4 separate regions of the Mus musculus genome follow, and all the other regions are linked to region 1. Evidence: chromatin loops called from intact Hi-C (ENCODE). Cell type or tissue: heart. All regions are shown on one strand. Each heading gives the region's core, and the rest is flanking DNA. Links, peaks and the distances in the headings are about the cores only. Region 1 holds the start of Rel (reticuloendotheliosis oncogene). Region 2 has its middle 37 kb from the start of Gm39612. Region 3 holds the start of Pex13 (peroxisomal biogenesis factor 13). Region 4 holds the start of Papolg (poly(A) polymerase gamma).

Evidence for each region. Hi-C counts contacts between places; a loop is a spot of excess contacts. Peaks named below come from ENCODE experiments on the same cell type or tissue, not always from the same donor. Only the 100,000 strongest peaks of a DNase experiment are listed, where the experiment ranks them.
Region 2: it touches region 1 in a loop (2.0-fold over the local background); 7 of 42 quality-filtered maps call a loop at or near these places.
Region 3: a loop joins it to region 1, with 5 times the contacts of the local background. A loop is called at or near these places in 8 of 42 quality-filtered maps.
Region 4: it touches region 1 in a loop (7-fold over the local background); 6 of 42 quality-filtered maps call a loop at or near these places.

Annotation. Positions count from the first base shown.
Region 1 is chr11:23,768,408-23,773,407 of GRCm38, reverse strand. It overlaps Rel (reticuloendotheliosis oncogene), which reads left to right and starts at 2,439. Exons shown (of 10, transcript NM_009044.3): 1 at 2,439-2,728. The coding sequence starts at 2,719. In heart, for the core only: a CTCF peak has its summit at 1,925; DNase peaks (open chromatin) are centred at 2,047, 2,147 and 2,537; H3K4me3 peaks cover 3,004 bases; H3K27ac peaks cover 2,493 bases.
Region 2 is chr11:23,852,612-23,858,602 of GRCm38, reverse strand. No RefSeq gene overlaps it. Among named protein-coding and RNA genes, the nearest start is that of Gm39612, 37 kb to the right of the region's middle. In heart, for the core only: a CTCF peak has its summit at 3,023 (motif pointing left); a DNase peak (open chromatin) is centred at 3,032.
Region 3 is chr11:23,662,383-23,668,373 of GRCm38, reverse strand. Pex13 (peroxisomal biogenesis factor 13) reads left to right here and starts at 2,491. Exons shown (of 4, transcript NM_023651.5): 1 at 2,491-2,627. The coding sequence starts at 2,530. Pus10 (pseudouridylate synthase 10) reads right to left here and starts at 2,382. Exons shown (of 18, transcript NM_028304.3): 1 at 1,921-2,382; 2 at 960-1,096. The coding sequence starts at 1,085. In heart, for the core only: no CTCF peak of the experiment used is centred there; a DNase peak (open chromatin) is centred at 2,423; H3K4me3 peaks cover 2,847 bases; H3K27ac peaks cover 1,887 bases.
Region 4 is chr11:23,892,191-23,898,181 of GRCm38, reverse strand. It overlaps Papolg (poly(A) polymerase gamma), which reads left to right and starts at 2,912. Exons shown (of 22, transcript NM_172555.2): 1 at 2,912-3,160. The coding sequence starts at 3,144. Gm12061 (a long non-coding RNA gene) reads right to left here and starts at 3,930. Exons shown (of 4, transcript XR_872317.3): 1 at 3,737-3,930; 2 at 3,322-3,419. In heart, for the core only: no CTCF peak of the experiment used is centred there; a DNase peak (open chromatin) is centred at 2,891; H3K4me3 peaks cover 1,817 bases; H3K27ac peaks cover 946 bases; H3K27me3 peaks cover 375 bases.

The DNA of each region.
Region 1 (5,000 bases), core at 1-5,000:
TAAAGGCACACTTCTCAAGTCACAAATGTCCTCCATTCTTTATCTATTTCATAGACAGGGTCTCCCAAAATAGCCTAGGCTATTCTTGAACTTCAGAATGTCTGGCATGAGCCTGCCTAGTCCTGGGATTACTGGAAAGAGCTATGCCACCCAATTTAATGACCTCCATTTTGCCATACTCATTTAGAGTTCATTCAGAAAAGAATCCTCAACTGTTTCACTTCTAGCAGCTGGCCCTGCCATCAAACATGCCTGTCACCATGTCTTCTGTACAAACACTTGTCTAAATCACCTTTCTAAAATTTCCATCATGGCAACAGTGCCCCACCCTCACCCCTAGGTAGCATATACTAACAGTGTACCATACCAGCCAGGGTAAGTCTTCAAATGTACTGCATCAACTGCATGACTAAAGTTTCCAGTAGCAACCACTGACTCAGCTCAAACATGGCCTCTACAGAATGTCCTTCTAGAGAGCCCAGTTGGTTTCTACTACCCCCACTACCTTATTTTCTTTATAGAAATGCAGTGACATCAAGACTTATGCATGCTTGTGTTTTGAGACAGACTCCCTCATAGCTCAGGCTGGCTTTATAAACTCATTATATAGTGGAGGATGACCTAGAACCCCTGCTGGTCCTACCTCCACCTCCCAAATGCTGGGATTACAGACATGCCACCCAGTACTAAAATTACCACGTGTTAGTCTCTGTAAACCCCAATGACAAGCAGCCTTATCAGGTGTACAGTGACACCTTCCCCTAGCACAAGGTCTAAAAATATCCATGAGAATTTCAACCTCCTATTTACTTTTTCTTTGAATAAAGACAGTAAGTAGAAACTATGTCATTCAGATATGGTTGAGTTAAAAGCTGAAGTATGCCTGCATTCATGTGTGTGTGTGTATTGGTGTGTTCAGTGTTTTGTGGCTCATCCTATCTTCAAAGTTATGATTCTGTGGTCTTGACCTCTGGAGCGCTGAACATAGTTCACCCTGCTAATTGTTTTATTTTATTTTATATCTTTGTGACTTGTTTATGATTGTGTTTAACTAAAAACACAACTGCTATTTATACTCTTTGAGAAGACAATTTGGAACTAGCAGATTTTAATTATTTCCTTCACTTTGGGGGAGTTGTATAACAGGATGAATTTTTTATGACAGGATAGTATATATTTTAATTATCCAACCCCCCCCCCCCCACACACACACACACACTTTGGCGTTCTTTGAAGCGCATGTAGAGGTAAGAGGACAACTTTTGGAAGTTGATTCTGTCCTTCCATGGATCAAACTCAATTTGTCAGGCTTGGTAGCAAGCGCAATTATTCTCTAAGCTATCTTGTTGGCCATGCAAGATGATATTCTCTATTTCCCCTCCATTACTTGTTTTAGTCAGTAAATGACTGGAGAACGTAAGAGGTGGAGCCAGATAACCCTGAGTTATTTCTGTTGTTGAGACAGTCCACCTACCTCAGCCTCCCGCGTGCTGGGAGTGCAGTGCGCTAAACGGGGCTGGATAATCTTAAGCTTAAATCGTGCAATTCCTTTCTAGAACTCTAAAGTATGGACAAGCTACTCAGCTTCTCCAAACCCCAATCAACCCTAATACTCGTGTATACAATGACATGCTAATACATCATAGACTAAGAGAACAGGTGCGTATTAGCAACTGAAGGCAAACAAGATTCCGCCTGACCTGTCAAAGCACCAAAGTTCGGTCCAGGCCTCAGGCCGTGGGTATCTCGGCCAATCTCTGGACGTCGTGTACATTTATACAGAATGGGGTTAGCGGCCTCGCAGTGCAGCTGAAAAACTTTGGTAGGTAAAAGACGTAATGTAGATATAGAGGGAAAATAAGGCTGCGGGGGTCCCCGTATGCAAATCTGCGCCTTACTGCCGAACGCGGGCGCTGGCGCTTCCGCACTTCCCCTCCAGAGCACCCGGACAACTCTCTGGCGCGGGGGCGGAGATTTGCATGTGCGAAATCGGGAAGAGGGGGAACCACCGGTCGAAAACCCCGGGCGGGCCTCGGGCGGCCAAGGAGCGCGCCCGGTGCACCGCCCGGCCCGCCTCCGGCCGCTCGGCCAGCATGACGTCACGAACACGCCCCTCGGCTTTAAGCGGCGCTCTCAAGGACTCTGGAGGAGGGGGATTTCTCAGGGACCGACGGCTTCTCACGCGCGGAGTCGTCGCTGCGCGCCCTCACGGAGCTCCCGGCGCGAGCGTGCAGGCTGTGGTGGCTCTGGAGGAAGTAAGCGCACTGGCCCGCGCGGGGTCGCGCGCCCGCCGCGAGGCTCCGCCCCCCGCCCCGGGTAGGCGGTGGCGCGAGTGACGTAAGCAGCGGGAAATCCCCCCCCCTCCCCCCACGTTCCGCCGGGCGGTCCGCCCCGCCCCCTGCCCCTGCCGCGGCATCCTGGCAAGGCGACGCCAGGACACTAGTGACCGGAGCGCGAAGATTCGGGGGTGGGAAGGTGTGAGCCGCAAACCCAGAGGAGCCGGGAAAGAAGAGGAGGCCCGGGGGTGGTCCGAGGACAGGCGTCCCGGCTGCGGAGGCTGCTCAGCCTCCTCACTGGTTGGCTGACTGACGGGCTAGCTGGCTGACTGCCTGCCTGACCGACTGCCTGGCTGACTGACTCACTGACTGACTGACTGGCTGCCTTGCAGCCTCGGGCCGGACGCTGGAAGCTGCAGCGAGCGGCGCGCGGAGCCGAGCCATGGCCTCGAGTGAGTACCGGGGCGAGCACTCGCGGGTCACGGGGAGGAGCTGTCGGGGGCTCCGTTTGGGGTTAGGACGGTCTGCCTTTCAAGTCTTCTCATCTGGCAAATTGTCAGCCGTTTGAAAAGTTGCCCGCTCCGGGGTTTGCGTGTGAAATCAAAGCGGCGCACTGTAATCTGATCTTCTCCTAATAGCCAGAACCTTCGAAATTCCCAACGGTGTGCTTTTAGGATCACAGGGGGTAATCTCAGTAAAGGAGAGCAGAGAAGCCTCGCGTTTAAAGACTCAGTGGTATGGAGACCCAGTTTTACATTTTTGAACAAAAAAGAGGAACCTCCGGACCTCAGACGAGCTTTCTTTTTTTAAGTCCAATCGTGCTAGCGGCTGACACTGGTACAGAATGTGGCGTGGCTGTGAAAGTCCTCAGTGGCGTTTTAATTCGTTCCAAGCGAAAACACTACCCCCGCCCCCACGAGCTAAAGATGTTGCTTGTCTAATTTACCGTGTAGAGACCTCGATCCCTTCAACCCCCAACCCCAAACCTGCACGCGCGTTTTGTTAGCAGCAAGAGGACGAGATTTGATTATACTTTAAAGTAACTGGTAGGGTTGAAAATGTCATCGTTTAATGTCAGTGTTTTATCTGCCACTAGTAAGTTTTGGATCATCTGCTTTGAGGGGGACATTTATAAGAAACAGTTTACAGGACAGGGGAGTTTAGTATGACAGTCGTACTATATGTAAAGCAAGCACTTGAAGCAGCTGAGATGGTGGTGGGAGCTAAAAATGACACCTTCTGTCTGTAGCAGGACGCTGACCCTTATCTTCCCAGTGACCCTCAGTAGAAGGCAGCCGACGTCTGGCAGAGAAGAGGAAGTAGAAAGCTTAGTGAACTCTTTAAGAGTTGAGCAGAACAATATCATAACTCCTGCTGTAAAGGAAACTGGGGTGTTTCACATGACACTTGATTTCAGTTTGTCTGTGGTTTTCATGAGAAAACAAGTGTAGTTTAAAATATTTCAACTTTCTCTTTACCCATTTAAATGAAGCCAGGCTTTCAGATGCTCTAGTAAATTTGTAAATTTAACTCATGTTCTGATTAGAAGCACAAAAAGGCTTTAAGTATTTAATTCATTGGTAATCAGAAAGAGATTTTTGTATGACATTTGTAAAGAGTGGCAAGCTTTGTTAAAACAGTTCTGTCCTTGTCTACCTAATAGAATCTTATTATATAGTGTATGAATGCAATACTTGAATTTTTTTCAACAGAAAAGTCATTTATTAAAGAACTGTAAGACAGATATGATTTTAAAATGTAATACAATTGCAATTTGCCTAAGGACATATATTTTGTGCTGTTATAGAAATGATTCCAAAAGTTAAAGTGGGGAACTTTTTAAAAGAAATGGCAAGTTTTAAGGATTTAGAAGTTGGGTTGGGCTTGCCCAGCTTCTGTGAAGCCCTGGGTTCAGTTCTCAGTACTGTCAGAGAAAAAAAAAAAATCCCAACAAACATAGAAAACAAATCTGCAAGTTGTAGTATCATTATCTTCTTGCTTTTTGATCTTTTATCAAGGGTTGCACTAAATGAGACTACTTAAAATACACCATGTCATTTAAATTGTAATTCTGCTATTTGAAGTTTCTAGGCAAAAATATAGTTTAAAGGAGTCTGGGTACCTTATATCAGTTATAAAGACCAAATAGAGAAAAATTATGAAATAAATTTAAAATTCCCATTCCCTTTGAAATACTAATTTAAAAGCAACAAAACTGTTTAACTTATGATTATGTAATTTAGATCCTTTTTTTTGCAATATAGTACTGAAACCTAGGAAAGTATTCATATTGATTACCAAGCATTGAGATCATTTGTTCATTCCTCTCCGATGTCATATGTAAATAGGTATGTGTAATTGAATAGGTGGTGCTTATAAATGTAAAGTGTCGTAGATAATAATCTCCTGGGCAGAATTATATAAATGTTGTGAAAAGACAGGATTTTATATGATGATACTAATTATTGTTCAGGTAAATTAGCAAGTTAAGACTTCCTAGCTAGCCATTAAGCTGTTTTTCATTGCCTTTTAAACAATACTGTGCTTTGTTCTAGCTTTTTGATAAGATTAATTATAGCAGGCAACATGGAAAAAAATGTTCCTGATCAAAGATCTGCATATTTAAGCAGTCATTATTCAAACAATTGTATTCTATTTAAGTTAGCTGTCTTGTGTCCATATCTAAAAATTTTCACTATTTCCTAAAAAGAACAAAGTGGAGGG
Region 2 (5,991 bases), core at 454-5,453, 85 kb before region 1:
AATTCTACCATATCCACTAGCTCTGCTCTTAACCATTTGCTCCACTTGAGCAAATTTTAACACACCACTGTTCTTCAGTTCAACTTTGACCCACTCTGAGCACTGATGCACTCTGCCCAATATTAAAATGTCCCAACTAATGATTTTTTTTTGTAGCATATTGGCTTTTGTTTTGTTTTTTTGAGACAGTTTCTCTGTACAGTCTTGGCTGTCCTGGAACTCACTCTGTAAATCAGCCTGGTGTGCGCCACCACCAGCATGCTAGGACTTTTAAAAATATAGTAAATAGCTGTATATGTGCTTGTGTGGGTGCCAGGGATAGAACTTATGTCTTCAGGTTTTACTAGCTTAGCCATTTTGACAATCTTAATGTAAATAAAATACTGAACTGACCCCTCCCACAAAAATGAGGGAGGACAGCATGTGAATGAACGCTTCATCTGTGGTAATAAGAAATCAGAACATATCTAAAACTGCACAGTGTACACTAGCATACATATGTCATTTAGAAGGTTACATGTGTACTCACACTCAGAAAACAGAGACAGGAAGATCATGAGTTCAAAACCAGTCCAGACTATATAGCAAGACCCTGTGTCATATTTATATAAGCCAATAAAATAAGTATATGAATAAAACATGTACTGATAATCATAAATGTATTTTAAACAACTCTTGATATACATGTAATTTTACCATTTATTAACGATGAATGCAAATATGCATGCTAATAGGATAGATATGCTTGCTTATGTTTTCTGTAATGAACTAGGCTCTGAAGCTGGTAAGATGGCTCAGTGGATAAAGCACTTGCTGCACGAATGTGAGGGACTGAGTTCAAATCCCAAGACCCAGCTGTAGCAGCATCATATGTCCGCAATGCCAGGACACCAGTGCATTTAAGATGGCTGTAGTTTACTAAAGTGTGCAGTGGGAACACCAATGCCTTTCCTGAAATGAGAGCAGTGTAGTGACTCTCTAGCGTCATTATACTTGGTAGGCACTATGAAGTACTGTACAATCTAATTCATCTCTCTTGTTTCTGTCTTCTAAAAGTAGTGGTTATAATAAAAGGCTCTACTTTTAAAAAGTAGCTCAATGAATCAAAAGAAGAAATCCAACAGTTCCTGGCACTTAGCAGAATCCAACGAATCACGACCAGAGACATATGAAATAACATGGCACTTGATTGACAGTGGACAGCTCCTCTCCAAGAAATCCAGCCCGAGGATCAAGAAAAAAGGCCAACATCCCAGCCACCTCCATCCCAACATAGCCAGCCTAGGCAGTAGAGTGCCACCTCCCATGAGATGCTCTTGCCTTGTGTTGTGAGAATTTTCCCTGGCAAGTTGGAGGTGGGGAACTAGCCAACATCTACTTCCTCTCCACCTCACAAGGTCCCAATGACAAACTAGGGTAGAGCTCTGCCAAGATTCACTCTGGAAGAGCTGATCATTTAATCCGCTTACGAATGGACTAAGGCATTACAAGCAGGAGAGTAGGTGACTTAAGACAGCCATCCTGGAATCCGTGCAGGAAGTGTGCATGACTCTTCTGCCATGCCCAGCACCTCCCTGAGGCCACATGTAATTGGGGAGGAATTGCAATCAATTGGTTGGTAAGGATCCCATGACCCCAACCCCCACACTCAGTCTTCTATGTGGGAACAACGATCAACAGGTCCAGCTGTGATGATCTTTTGCCAAGTAGGCACAGCTGAACTCAGGCAGAGGCTGGCACTCAGCCTGAAGGGTACGCCTGAACACCTTGTCACCCAGCCTTTCAGAAAACAGCTGCTGGATTTGTAGGAAAAAAAGAAAGTAGAACTCATGAATTATTACAAAGTTCACTATCTATATATTACAACGGGTTAGAGAACTTAGCAAACTACCTGTACCAGCCAGCACAGCACCCAGAACGTCCGGCTGAGCCGATGCTTCAACAGAGTTTAACATTCTGCAATGTAAACATCTGTATGTTGACATCCCCACTTCTGATCCAACTAGATCTGTAAGCAGCCACACGTGGGGAGGGTGCCACAGCTTAAAGCCACACCCATACCAGCTGCACCTGTATTCCCCTCCTCCCACCTCTCCTGGGCACGGGGCAAGACTGTCTAACCCTATTTCCAACTCACTTCCTGCTAGAGCTTTATAGCAGTTCAAAGAACTAAGTTCAGGTTCTTTCCAAATAGGTTGGTTTCTTGAAACTCACCAACAAGTCAAACATCAGAAAAGTGGGGATTTCTGAACACCACCCACTTGGATGGTAACTGATATTTAGTAGTTTCAAATATTAAGAAAAGAAAAAAAATTGACCTTGATTAGGCAGTATCTAATCTCCCAGGGCACAGGAAATGAAAGCGAGCAAGTCTGATTTGCAGGAGGCCCTGAGGTTGCACAAAGTAGTGGCTCCCCCAGCAAGGCCCACTCACGGCCTGCCTCCAGCTGAACACCCAGAGGGAAAGCACCATTAAACTCCCTATAAATTCAGCAACCAAACAGTTGTACCATGGTGAGGGGGTGGGGAAAGGGAAGAAGGAAGAGAGGGTATCATAGGTTTGAGAAGGCTATGCTGTTGGGGCCAGAGGGATTCAGTGGTCAACCAGCCTACTTATTCCATATATGTTTAGGATGAATGTTCTGGAAACTAGATAGCATTGGAAGGACCAGTTGAAAGTACTGGATGTGTTTGGCTGGAAAAGTAATCAGAGCTCCACTTTCCATGGATGCTGGAGGGAAGGAGAGGCCCAGAGATGAGGTTGCTGTTATGATCCACCTAAGAGATGTTAGAGGAAACCAAGCTGGCAAAACAAGTTTTGAGAGATTTTGAGGGGGTGGGAGGGAGGATGGGCTCTGCCATCAAAATACATGATGGGAAGAGTGGAAGATGATGCACACCTTTCTTAGGCAAACACTGCCATCACTGAGCAACTGTGAGAACAGCAGAGGAGGCTGGGAAGCAAGGCTCCTGACTTCAGATTAGTAGTGTTGAATCAGCGCTGTCTGGCACCCCCATGTGGTCATCCGTGACAGGTCAGGAGAAATGCTGCTGCAGAGCGGCTAGATTTCAGCACCAGTCACCATCCTTCCAGATCACTGTGGGGATTCCCAGCTCCAGGAACAGGCTTCTGCAGAAGAAATTCTTGGCTGGTTGAACCCTTACTGCAACCCACAGCCAAAGTGGGTTTACCTAATTGGCCATTTGGGGGATGACATCAGAGCATGCACAGACCTGCCCCTGGCCTTTCTCTTTAGATCTTTCTGGTCATGCCCTCAGTGGACTGTGGAGCAAGCCCACTTGAAGCTGACCCAAAATCATGTCTCTGATCAAGTCTCTTCTCAATAGTTGGATGTGAATCTTTGCCTCCTGCAAACTGAGGGGCAAAAAAAGAAAAAGTTAAAGTCTTGATCACCAGATTGCTAGCCCCCACGTTAGCATATGCTAGCTAATTTGCTGTACTTTCTCCCTCCTCAGCATTCTGAGCAGGTGGCTAGGCCTATTCTGTCTAACACAAGGTCAAAGCAGGGGCTACGGATTCCTGGGGGGCAGGGCGAGGTGGGGGGTACTGTGAGAGGATGGAGAGACTTGCCCCTGGAGCTGAGAGAGAAAATATCAGCCAAGTGTCCAAGGGCTAGGATCCGGGTGCTATTGTGTCACTGCAGCCTTAAAGAGCACAGCAGTAGACACAGTTAGGAGGGCTGACCCAGGGTCAAGCAGAAAATGCCTTTGCTCTAATCATCAAGGCTATTGACCTGTGAACCTGGACTCAACCGGACCAGGGAACATCTCTGCAGCCCTCAGTGAGAACCAAAGCTCAATGGATTTGCCTAAGCAGAGATCCCAGAGAGAGCCTTGGCACACTTCTGGCCACAGGAGATATAATGGCTAATCTTTGTGGTCAGCTTGACTGGATTTAGCATCACCATGGAAGCACACCCCTGAGTGTACCTGTGAACATGGCTTCCAAAAAGTTTAACTGAAGAAGGGAGACCTACCCTGGATATGGGTAGCATTAAGCCCAGGGACTGAGTGAAGAGAGAGCTGGCTGAGCACCACTCTGCTTCCTGGCTGTACTGCCTACAACTATACTAACCATCTCAAACTCCCGCTACCTTGTCTGCCCAGAAGTCAAAATAAGCCCGCTTTAAGTGGGTTTTGGTTTGCTTTGCTTTGGGTTTTTTTTTGTTTGCTTTGTTGTTGGTGGTGGTGGTCAGATATTTAGTCTCAGCAACAAGAAAAGAAGTTAATACAGGAGGATACTCAACAATTAGTGAGGTTAATTTCCTGCCAGCTCAGTGTCAGACTGAAGTTGACTTACAGCCAAGAAGACTGTTATTTCCTTCACATCAGAGTTGGAAAACTAAAATTCTGAGCTGCAGTAGCATTTACAAAACATAGGCTTGCTGGGGTGGTGCAGGGGAGGGCAGATGCTCTGAAGCATGGGACAGCCAGCAGAGCCTGGGCAGTCTCAGACTGGGGGTAGCTAAGGAAAGAACACAACCATCCTGGCAGTAATAAAGAGACTCGGACAGTGTGCTCTGTAGAATCCCTGTGGCCATCAACTTCTGAAGCAATGATCCCCAAAGAACAGGAATTTCCCCCCAGGAATCCCATACGTTGAGGGAAGAAAATGGCTGAAGACTGGTGCCCACATGCCAGAAGAGGAATTTGGTTCCCAGAAAGACATTTCACTGAGTTCCCACAACTTATCACCTTGCAGGAGAGACAGCCCGAAGCCCAGACAGCCATGGGCAGTGCCACCCTTCAGCAGAATGGCCTGTCTCAGGCTAAGCATAAATCTGTGCATCGGGACCCAGAAAACGGTCCTTGGGGATTTCCTGGTCCTTGTTATTTGCTCCTCTTCCCAATGTGGCTACGTTGAAAAAAAATTTCTTTTCTATGCTTCTCTGTCAGTTGTTTAATTGGCTTCTTGAGGGCAGCTGGCCAAGCCTAGCCCATTAGGGCTTCCAGAGACCCAGCTCTCCCCTCCAGTGACTGGGGAGGCTGAAGAGATGAAGTTAAAACTGTTGAGACTAAAGCAGCAACAGCACCCACATGCTGCGGAGAGGGTGGGGTGCGGTGAACATACAGCACCTGCCTATGATGTGTGAGGCTCTAAGCTCCATCCTCAGTACTGCAAAAAGAAGGAGGAAATGCTGCAGAGGTCAAATTGAAGAAAGCACTGCAGCCATATGACCTGGCATTTAAGAGGTCGAGGGTGACTGTAGCAGAGCCCGCTATGGAGGAGGAAGCTGCACAAGGAATAAAGGTCACATTCTCAAGAAAAACGAGGAGGAAGGAAGGAAGGAAGAGAGATCAAAGGTCTAAGATCAAGGTGGAAGATTTATTTTTAAATTAGGAGATTTCTGAACATGCCTTGAAGCTGAGTGATGGAAGGCACATAGGTAGACATTTTAGGAACACACGTATGTGCTGAGGGACCAGGTCGGAAGAGGAGCTGCAGTATGGGAAGAGAGGAAGATGTGTGGACAGTCTCCAAGACTTGCGCAATGATCTCCTGGTGTTCATGCTCTGTATAATCCCCTGGAAGAGTCAAACTTGCTGACTCACTTCTAACAGTGTCGCACAAGCAATAGCATGCCACTTCTGATATTAGATTATAGAGACTGTAGCTTCCAGCCTTGGCCCTGCCCTTCCCCTTGGGTCACTCACCCTGAAGCAGTGGTTGCCATGCTGAAAGACACTTAGAGAAACAAAGACTCTGTGAGTCTTTCTATAAAGGAGGTAACTGCACTCTTATGGTCCTGAAGGCAAGGAAAGACGCTCCTCTGGAAAGCAGGACATGGGAGCCAGATCTTTCATAGGAATCTGATGTTCCTGGCAAAATAGCTGATTTGTAACCAGTGCTCAGGACATAGCAAAGCCAACAATGCTAAGATCAAAAGTGTGCTGAACAAAATGGGTAAAGAAGTCTGGGATGCTTTCATGATAAAAGTTTTGGAAAGATCAGGAATTCAAGGCCCATAT
Region 3 (5,991 bases), core at 522-5,521, 110 kb after region 1:
CAATAAAGTCTGTTAGGTAAGAGCACTTGTCAGACAAGTCTAACAACCTGTTTGATTTCCCAGAGTCTATGGAGGAAGGAGAGAACTTATTACAAACATACACACACACAAGCACTCACAACATATGCATAAATTATATGAACACTCACATCATACTCATATATATATTCATAAAAATAATAGAGAGAAACTTAATTTAAAAAAACATAACTGAACTCATTTTCTGTTTAAAAGAAGAAATCAGGACTATGAATTGTCCTGTTGCTTTGCATTAATGTATGTAAGAAGCAATATCTAGTGGTATTGTGTTTAGATGCCCTTTATAAAATGTCTTCACAAATATTAAATGTAGCAAAAAAAAAAAAAAAATCCCACCATAGACCTCTCTCTGCACTAACTGTTAAATGATAGTTACCTGAAAATAGTTATATTCCTACATCAAGTTTTTAAGGTAATTGCAGTTTCAAAATTACCTTTGTAGGAATAATTTTATTAATCTTCCTTCTTTTTTTTGATATTTTTTTAATTAGGTATTTTCCTCGTTTACATTTCCCATGCTATCCCAAAAGTTCCCCCATACCCACCCCCCCAATCCCCTACCCACCCACTTCCCCTTTTTGGCCCTGGCGTTCCCCTGTACTGGGGCATATAAAGTTTGCAAGTCCAAAGGGCCTCTCTTTCCAGTGATGGCTGACTAGGCCATCTTTTGATACATAGGCAGCTAGAGACAAGAGCTCCGGGGTACTGGTTAGTTCATATTGTTGTTCCACATATAGGGTTGCAGTTCCCTTTAGCTCCTTGGGTACTTTCTCTAGCTCCTCCATTGGGGGCCGTGTGACCCATCCAATAGCTGATAATCTTCCTTTTTTAGTGGAATTATATGTTACTCACAGGACTCAAAGCTAGTGACATTCATTCCAAACTATAAAAAAACATTCTTTAATTTAAAAAGAATATACCTTGGATGGGTGTTTGTAAGGTGCGGGAAGATCCACACCACAGAATCTTAAGATGCATCTTGGACAGGTGCCAGAACTGAACAACAGCTGTGCCACGTGCTTGTTCTCCTCAGTCAGTGGAAGCATACTAGAAGAAACTAAAATGAGCACTTTCAGTATTCTACAGCTACGTGCTGTATTTATGTCCTTAAAAAGAAAAGCTTTCATTTGAAAAATTCTATTTTGTACCCTTCAAATACTGCTTGTCATATCTATATTCTAAAATATGAACTTGACTAAGTGAGTATGTGGATTACAGGGGAGAGGAACAAAGAAAGACAAGCTTGCTCTGGACATGACATTAAAAACTTTCCGATTCCGGGACTTGGGACCACTCAGGGTTGCCTGTGTAAACCTTTCAAGGAAGTACTTACAATATGGGAATATACTCTATTAAAGAAAAAAAAATCAAGAAACTCCATGTGGCCAAGTATTTATTTCAGTTTCATAATCCCGTCTATCAGTTCACTTAACCTATTAATTTAATGTTAAGTAAAGAGTCTATGAGGAGTTGGAAATAATTATGTAAAAATGCATCTTCTTGCCAGGTGTAAGCGCTCACGCTTATAATTTCAGTACACAAGAAACAAGAAGATCTCCATGAGTTCAAAGCTAACCTAGGCTAAATAGAGAATCAAAGCCAGCGGGGGAGAGGGGGGTAGCTGAAACAGTCTTGAGTTTCACACCATAAGATCTTTTTTAATGCATTTCCTCCTGCACAGGCATAGTTCGTCCTCTGGCATGGGAGTAGGGGAAAGGTAAGGGGAAAGCTCTGTTCTGGCCAAACAAGCCCTTAACTCTATGTGCTGAGGTTCTAGAAACTTACCACTCACTCCACCTGACTAACAAACAAAAGGGACTGCAGCTACGCCTCTTCGACACCCAGTCCCTAACCCCTCACCTCGTACTTCCTAGGCCTTACCTTCTCCCAAGATGCCGCAGCCGAGTCTTAACCCTTTTCGGCCCTGGGTGGGAACGGGGAAGAGTAAAGACAGCGCACCTACTGCGCTCAGCCGTTGTGTTCCCCAAGAAAACCAGAGCTTTACAACGAAAGTACCAGGCCCCTCACGAGAGGAATGCAGGAACCCCCTCGTCTTACACGGTGACCTGTAAGGCTGTCCGCCTGGCAGCCTGCACTCCCCCTAGCTCTACGAACGAAAGACTGCGAGGGGCTTTACTGCTAGCCTTAAAGGGTCGGCCGGCAAAGGAGCCTCCGACGGACTCGGCACCTAGGTCGTAGTAGCTGCTGCCAGAAACGTCGATGAGCCCCTACTCAAATTTGAAACCCAGACTAGGGAAAAGAAAGAGGGACGTCCCGCTCTCCCGACTCCCGACCCCCTCCCACACCCCAGCAAATTAGCTGTTCCCTTCCTCCTTCCTCCAGCTTCGCCTGACCACACGCCTTGGCCTGACGTCAGGCGTGGGCGGGGCGGAGGGCTCGGTGTTCTGCCTGTCGTGCCTGGCAAGCGAGGCGCTCCTTCACCCAGCCGTCGCAGTCGCTTCCCTGAGCCGGAGCGGAGCTGGCGGAGAGATGGCCTCCCAGCCGCCGCCGCCCCCCAAACCCTGGGAGTCTCGCAGAATTCCCGGGGCCGGCCCCGGGCCGGGCTCCGGCCCCGGCCCCACTTACCAGTGAGTGTGAGGTGTTTGGGCCGCGACTTTGGAGGCCAGAGCGGGGACTTGGCAGGAGGCGGTTGAAGCCGTTATTGGGGGGAGGCGTCGCTTCCCGCTGCCGGCCCGGGGCGAGTGCAGAGCGGGTCTGGAGTCTGCTGGCTGTACGACCGCCCGTTCTTCCCCCGGGCGCCCCGCCGGCCCCACGGATGCAGGAGCTAGAAAGAAAAGCGGCGCTTCCCTGCCTTTTCGCTTTTGCGGGACATGGGGGGGCGGGACAGCCTGACCCGCTTCAAAGCGACGAGCTTGGGTCTGCTGCCGAGCGCGACGTTGGCCCAGCCAGGACAAGGATAGAGAGCAAAAGTCATGGAAAAGCTTTACAGCCTCTCCAGAAGTTGGTTGAACGACCCAAAGGTCACGTTTACGCAACATGGAATCCAAGCTCTTACCCTTGGCTTTCTTTTCTAGCATAACTTAACGTTTAGGTTGAGGGTTGAAAGAATTCTAAGACAGGAATTCGAGGTCTGTGGGTAGCCTTTGTGTACAAAATTGTGTGTGTGACTGTCGTCTAAGGCCTATAAAGTTTTTATTTGCTTTGATTTAAATCAGTAACAAATGGGTCTGCAACTTTTAAAAATTTAAAACAGAATTAGAGTTTCAGGAACCTGTGTTTTCTTTGGATAAATAGATACCTTAATCCAGGCGACATGATTTCAGAGCAAGTTTGTACGTTTTCCTGGCGCGTAAAAATCTCTGTACGTTGGAGTACTTTTCTCTTATTGGAAAATCTGGTGCTCTTTTAAAAGTACTAAAACACTTGGGCACAGTAACTAATAGATACAATTAGAGTGATAAGCTGTATTTTTCGTGTTAAAGCAACACTTATTGGTGATACTTTCATTAGAATGTTTCTAAGTGTGTTCTTTGCTATCCCGTTAAACTTCTCTGAACATTACTTAGCCTTCTGGGTTTGTTGTTGTTTTGTTGTATGTGCCTTAAATTTTATGATTGTTTTCTGTACCTGTTTATATTTGTTTTACTAATGGTATGCAATTATGGGTTATTCCATTAATGTTGAACTTATCTTGCATTTTTAAATGAACCTACTTAGCTTCCTTTTTTTAATATACTGTCCTGGATTCTGTATTATTTTAAGATTTATGTTCCTATGTGATATTGGATTCCTTTTTTAAATTATACTTTTGTCTTTATATCAGTTTTTTAATGAGAAAATTTTGCACTGAAAATTTTTTTATTGAAAAGTTAACATTTTATTTCTTTAGGTAGATGATTTTTCTCTTTAAGATTTTATTGGGGCTGGCTGGAAAGATGACTCAGCAGTTAAGAGCACTGACTGCTCTTCCAGAGGTCTGGAGTTCAATTCCCAGCAACAGCATGGTGGCTCACAACCATGAGTTGTGATCCAAGAAGGCATGAGATCCAATGCCTTCTTCTGGTGTGTCTGAAGATAGCTATATATTGAAAATAAAATAAATAAACCAAAAAAAAGAAAAAAAAGATTTTATATAATACCTAGGTCCTCTGTGATATAACTATACACGTATAATCTGTATTTTTCCATCCATTTCAGTACCTACAGTATGCAGTACTCAAAGTATTTAAGAAATCACTTATTCATTTCTCTTTTTTTTTCTGTCTTTTATTCCTTTCTTTCTGTGTGTCTTTCTTTCTTTCTTCCTAGACAGATGTCTTGCCAGAGAGACAGGGTAGCCTTGAGCTCCCAGTGGTCTTTCTACCTAAACTTCCGCAGTGTTGGGACTTACAGGCAATCGCCTTCTGAATTTTTCTTAACTCACCAAAGTTTTTAACATAATTATACCTTTAAATATTGTTTGAACACTCATCTTCAAACCAGTGGTTCTCAATCTTCCTAATGCTACAACCCTTTAATACAGTTTTTCATGTTATGGTGACCTCAATCATAAAATTATTTTTGTTGCTACTTCATAAATATAATTTTGCTACTGTTAGGAATCATAATGTAAATATTTTTGGAGATAAAAGGTTGCCAAGAGGGTTATGACCACAGGCTAAGAACCTCTAAACATTGTATCTGGTACAAGAAGCATTATCTAATGTGCTTTGAACTGTAAAAATGCCTACTGTTGTTAGCAAGGAATCTAGAGATCATCTGTCTTAACATCAAGAGACCTAATTTTGTTCCTGGCTTTTTGCTTTTGGTAGCTTTTTGATAATTTCAGTCATTTCTTATTCTTGCCTAAAAATGTCCCCACCCTGAACCACTGCCAGCTGCTTTCACTATTTTTCTGATTGTTTGACGTAGGTTGGTTGGTTGGTTGTTTTTCAGCATTGAACTACTTTAGGCTTCTATATGCATTTTTATTCTGAGTAGGAGTTGTAGGAATACTTAGGTCTGACTTTGGTATCTTTCATGAATTTCAGAAATTTTTCAGCTTTTTTTTTTTTTGTCTTAAAATATTGCTTGTTTGTTGTCTCTTTATACTCCCCTCTTTTTAATTTTTGTCCTTTTTTTTTCTTTTTCCTTTTCTTTGTTTTTTTTCTTTTCCTTTTCCTTTTTCTTTTTCTTTTGTATCTTTGACACAGTCTAGCTAGATTGCCCAGGTTGACTTCGTACTCAAGATCCTCTTTTCTCAGCCTCCCAGGTTACAGGCATGAATGACAATACTACCTGGCTAAGGTGCAGGGCCGGGAGAGGGGGGCGGTTAGTACGCTCACAGATCTGTGTCTAGAGGCCAAAGGTCAACCTCAGGCGTCCTCCCCTGTCACTGTCTACCTTACACCTTAAATTTTGAGGTAGGGTCTCACTGAACCTGGGACTAGCCTAGACTGGACTGTTTGCAGGCGAGACCCTGGGAACCTCCTGTTTCCTCATCTCTGGAGTATAGAAACATGTCTCCATGAAAGTGCTGAGGATCCAAACTCAGTCCTTACACAACAAGGACTTCGCCTTCTCAGCCAACTCCTTAGCCCTAAGCCTTGATTTGTTTTTTTTAATATAACCTGTATCTAATTAAACCAGCCATTGAGTTCATAGATTGAAAGGTTTTTGTTTTCTTTGGAATTTCCTTTCAGTCTGATTTTATGTCTTCTATGACTTGCTGAGAAATCCTTGTCTTTACATTTAAAATCTGTTTCATTTTCTGGATTTCTCTGTAGCTATGGAGCTCTGTATTGTTAATGTTCTTTTAAAGAAACATATAGTGTTGTCATCATGGAGGCCCAGTTTCGTTGTAGAGAGCTGAACCTTATGTAGGTGATTAAGATGATTCGAAACCTGTGAGCTGTCTTCCTCTGGAGACTGACTTCTCACTGTCAGAGCAACGGCAATATAGGGTACTTTAATCCAGTCAAGGATTGGGCTTATTTGAAGCATATTTTTTTG
Region 4 (5,991 bases), core at 404-5,403, 120 kb before region 1:
CTCCTGCCTCTTCCTCCTAAGTGCTGGAATTATAGGCATGCACCATTATGCCTAAATGCTAGCAAGTTTTTTTTTAATTAAAAAATATTATTCAGAGATGCCTTGAGCCTTACCACATAATAACAGACCAGGAAAACCCAGAGGTTTGACATTGGAAATCTTTTAAACAACAGACTTTTGAGGGCTGCCAAGATGACATAACAGGTAAAAGTGTTTGACTTGAGTTCTATTCCTGGAATCCATACAAAGTTGGCAGGAGACAAAAGGTATCTTCTTACCACAACACATGGACACCCACAAATAATAAATAATTTTTCATTTAATTTTTCATATTTGCATTATTTTCTATAGATGTATTTTTTTTAATTAATGTGGGCTAGAGAGAGATGGCTCAGTGTTTTAAAGCATGGACTGATCAGAGAGGAATTCCTAGCTTCTACATCAGGCAGTTCACATCCCCCTGAAACTTCAGGGTGTCCTATGTTCTCTGCTGGCCTCCATGGGCTCCTGCACGTGCATATATCCTCACACAGACACACATGGATACACATAAATGAAGGTAAAAATAATTATAAAAGGCAAAACATGATAGGCTCTTCAATTGTTCAAATTATGTTCCTAGTTTCATATATCCTAGGTTCAGGAAAGTAAATAGACTCCTGTCCTCCTTCCTCTGGACCAACTTGACGTTTTAAAAAGTGGCAAATTGTGTGAATACAGCCATCCCTTGGTATTAAGGAGCTAGTCTGAGAGCCTCTTACTGGTTCCAACACTAACACTAAGAGGTGTTCAAGTTCCCTCTATAAAATGGCACCATATTTGCATATAACCTACAAACATCATCTCACATACTTTAAACTATCTATAGATTAATTATAAAGCTTAATGCAATTTAAAATGCTATGTAAATAGAGAGTAATGCCAAAAAAAAACTTAGAAAGCAAAGACAGACACATCTCTGTGAGTTCAAGGTCAGTCTGGTTTACATACTGAGTTCTGAGCTACAGAGTAAGACGTGTCTTTAAAAAAAAAAAGTAGTTTTGAGAATCACAAGAAAAAGATATGTACATCTTCAGTGTGGATAGAATTTTATCTTGAATAATTAAAATACAAGGTTGGTTGAATCTGAAGATATAGCTGGTGGATCTGGAAAATTGACTACAACTCTACCAGCAACAAGAACTTTACATTAGAAACCAGAGACGTATGCTAAAATTCAGTGCTGAGTGAATAAAACTGAACCACAGAAGGCAATCTTTCCTCTTTGAGGAGACAATAGACTGGATGAAGGCAGAAGATGCTGTAAAGCGTCCTCCAAAATTCACAATGAAGAACGAAGTTGAGCGAAAGTAAGCTAAGAGGCTTTTAAGAATTGCAAGGCTGGGGTGTCACTCCTCCTCCTGATACTAGGGCAACGGTGCCTGAGCACAGTAATATTATGGTTGTGTAGCAAAGTGTTCTTATTAGATACGCATATCAAAGTATTTTTAACGTTTAAAATTGGGACTGTGAATAAGGCTCAGTGGATAAAGCTGTTTGCTGCCAAGTCTGAGGAATCAATTTTGATCCCAGCGACTGAAATGGTGAAAAGGGAGAACAGAACAGACTCTAGAAGTCATCCTCTGACTCCCTGCAGGCTAAAGTAAGTGTACTTTACATTTTTTTCTTAAAGAAAAAGTTCAAGGTTAACGTAAACTTTATTTTAAAGTTCTAGAAGTCACAAAGCTAGCAAATAACAAAGGTGGGTCTGCTTCGAATCAAATCCCAGTCTAGCGACCTCCTGAGCTCCATTTTGTCTTCTCATAACCTACCAAAATCTGTACTCCCAAATCCTGCTAATATACAGAATCCTCTCTTTTAGGAAGCTATTAGTGACTTTCCTCCATGTTTAGATGGTCCTCTTTTGGTCCCCCAATGACAACTGGACCCCATCTGTATTTAAATAGTGTATATATATATTTTCTCATCCACTCGCAATAAACTCTTGAGGATACGAATCTAGTTCCTACAGTGTGTAATACATACTTCTGCAGCAGCAGAATATCACTCATATTTGAAGTTTTTCTCCACCTTTTGATGGGAAAACTCTGAACTTGCTCAGGTCAAACCACAGACCTGCTTTTATGCATCAAACATGGAGCATAAACAAACTGACAGACCAGATTTTCAATAAATACTTTGAGTGAATAAATGAATAATTCAGAAAGTAACCTCCTTTCCCGTGACTGAGTCTCATTCCCCAAACAACCGTGCTTGACTCTTGGGAGAAAAAGACAGGGTTTGAAATTACTTTTATCCTTTAACATTTAAACATTGGTCATTTTCTCCCTCATTTTCACCGTCATAATCACACAGAACATGATTTTCACTATTTGAAAATGTGAGGTTTGGGGGCAGAGCGGTGGAAATCCTTGGGTTTATCTTACGGCTAACTAGTAGCAATTATGTTCAACATCTCAGCTAAATGCCACAAAGTCATAAATTGGGACTTGGAGGTGGTACTCCGAGGGAAAAGAATACAAGTTAAGCTGATTTATTTATAAGCTTTCTTCCCTGGATTGGTTGTGTTAAAGTCGCACCTTCTTGGGTGTGACCCTCGGTGACAAAAATCTTCTCAATGTGTACTTATTAAGTCTATGACTTTAAGATGTGGGATAACGGAAGAGTTAAAATGGTGTTAGGGAAAGCGGTGGTTTTTTTTCTAGATGCTTTTATTGCAGAAACAAGGGGAAATTGACAAATAACCTTCCCAGAGGTTTGCCTGAATTGACAATCCCACAGACCAGGGAGACCTGACACTCTGACAGATGCTTTTGCTGCAAGTCCGCTGAGGTGGGCGGGTCCCGGGAACTCAAGGCTGGGTGGGGGTGTGCCCGAGGGCGGGCCCAGGGCTGCAGGGCGGAGCCGCGGAAGGCGAGAGGCAGCCTGGGAAGTAGCGCCATATTGGCGGTGGCCGCGCTGTATTGTCATAAATAGAGCCGGTTTTGTGGTGTTTTCACTACTCGGTTGAATGCCTCGGCTGTAGAGAGTGGGGAAGTGAGCGAGCTACAAGCGAGCGAAGGGAATTGGACAGAGGAAGGAAGAGAGGGCAAGAACAGGACCCCAAAGCGAAAGACACTCGCTGGAGAGAGACGCAGGAAGCGATGAAAGAGATGTCTGCGTAAGTGGGGGCGGCGGTTGAGGGCGAGGTGGAGAGAGGTGCGCTGAGGTGGGCAGCCCCGGCTTCCAGCCCCTGCGCCTGGCACCCTGCGCAGCCGGCCGGGACCTCTGCTTTCCGCTGCCCTCCACTCCGCAAGGGCATCTCCCCTACCCGGGACTCACCTGGCCGCCCGGCGGGGATTCGGGAGTCGCCGTCAGCCCCCCGCCGCCCGCCTCTGAGGACGCCCCCAGACCAGGATGAGGGGGAAAGGCGCGTGTGGCTGAGGAGAAAAAACGGTCGGTCACTCTCCTGCCCCAGCCGTGTCTGAGCCCGTCTATTCTGTCTGCATTGGCGCAAATACCATCCCCCTGCCTCCCCTCCTCCCGGCCGGACCCGCTATCTTTCAGGTCTTTCGGAGAGGGACTGACCTAGCGGAGCCCCTAGGTTTGCGGTTGCTCCATGAGAAAGGCTAAACCCTCTACCCCGTTCCTTCCCACCGACCCACAATATCTACCGGGCTGTATCTATCCCCTGCTCACACTTTGATAAGTCGGAAGCAGTTTCTGTACTTGTCAAGAATTTATTAGAATTTCTTACCTTTCACTTTATCCGGAAATAATTTCAACGTACAGAAAAATGCACAGAAATACAAAACACCATTTGTGTAGCCACCACCCATTTTTCCCTAAGACTAACATGGGGTGTGTTCTTAGCTCTTTAACCTTTCTTTCTTGAAAAGAAGTCGAGCATTCCAATACATCTGAAGACTCGCCTATCCTTTCTCTGATTGCATTCACGACGCTCTTCCAAGGCCCCAGAGCACTGAGTTTGGTGTTTCTTGTTACTGCATTTTTAATGTTGATAGTACCTATCCCTGTATCCATAAAAACTGTGTACCTGTTTTAAACTGTTTATAGGGTATTTATTATCAGTTACTACTCTGTAGACTGGTTCTTTAGAACATGATCTCTCTGACCTTTTGCTATGTTAATATTTTCATTATTAGTTATTTTTTATTAACTAATGTATTCCGTTTATAAACATAGCCCAGTGTAGTACTTTTAGTGACTATTTTGAGCTATTTAAAAGTTTTTTATAGAATGTCAGTGAGAATTCTATTTACCTATCTTTGTACCTTCAGTAACATTTCTGTAAGGTTTTTTTTTTTTTTCCTTGTAAGTGAAATTCATAACACTTTTTGAGACCTACTTCTTAGAGTTCCTGTTTGGTTTGATTTTATGAAAATCTGTCTGTGCCATGTATTAATCACACACTAATCTTGCTCAGACAACCTTATCTCTCATAGACAGACAGACAGACAGACAGATAGATAGATAGAACTTGAAATAATTAATTGAAGTTTTGTTTGTTCTACAGCAAGATAAAAATGGGAGAGAAATTAGAGTTGGGTTTTTTAAAATACTCCCTTATATTTCATTAAGTCATTTCAAAGGTATATAGGCTGTTTGTTGAGATGAGGTTTCACATGGCCATGAGCTTGCTTCTGCCTCTACCACTTGACTTGTGCCACCAAACCTGGCTAAGCTATCTTATCTTCTCTATTGTCCTTTCTTTCTCCCCATCCTGTAAAACCTCCAGCTGAAAAACATGTTTTAGTTTGTGGACTTACAAGTCACTGCTGTTTTGTTAGTTCGGTTTTTGGTTCAGAGATGGAACTCAGGGCACTACACATGAAACAGTCTGTCACTGAGGTACATCTCCAACCTCAAGGCAATTTTTAAGCATTTAAAATGCAAAAAGAATTAACTACAGTTGTATTTTTGTGGTGTTTACATTTTAAATTGATAAACTTGCACATAATTTGTACAGTGACTAGTTTAAAGCAATTGGCTTGTCCATCACATTTACTGATTACTTATATAAATATGTATACTGTAATTAATTAGTATTTATCACAGTTGCCCTACTGTGCTTAGAATTAATTATAGAGCCAGGCATAACACAGACCTTTAATCCAAACCCCATGAGGCAGAGGCAGGCTGATCTCTGAGTTCAAGTCTGGTAAGTTCCAAGACAGAGTTATATAGTAAGACCCTGTTTCAAGAAGAAAGAAAGAAGTCCTAGTGTCCAGTTATACCTTTCTTTGGTGAGAAGGTATTGCTATGTAGCTCAGGCTTTGAATGTAGATTCTTCTACTTCAGCCTTCTGAATGAAGGGAATAGAGGCATGGGCCTATGTCTGTCCCATTTAACCTCCCTCCTTTCTTCCTCTGTTATTTTTTTTTTAAAGAGCTAATTTACTCATTAAAAGACTGCCTTTTGAGATTATATTCTTACTGTTATGAATAGTTCTTTATGCAAATATGAAGAAAGGTGGTTAGGTTGAGAGTATATACTCATTTTTTCTTTTGCAACAAAATGTACCCCATATCTTTTAGTTATAGATGTAGTCAGAATTCTGTGGTGCTTTATTGAAGATTGTAATTTTATACTAGTTAAGGGCAATTAAGGGTCATTTGAGCCCTTCAAAATTTGCTGTTTAATGTAAAGAATTTGATAATTATTCAGTGTGAAAATGATATGAGTTCCAATCTAAAATGAAGAATACTAAGTACAGTCACAAAGTGTTAGAAATGTAAACTCAGGTTCCAGGAAAAGATGTTTGTGAATGTAAGTTTCTCCAGGGACTGGTTGAGGTTTCTTTTTAAGGCTAGATCATGTTCTGAGGACCATTTGATGGATGTTTTGTTCCCTTACTTATAGGAAGACCATTGTTTTACTAACAGTGTCTTTCAAGTGTTTGACTTCTTTTCAAAGATTCTATAACCTAGATAGTATTTGACTCAGCCTGCAGGGAATAGTAGAGGGAGCCCTGGCATAAAGCCCATTCAG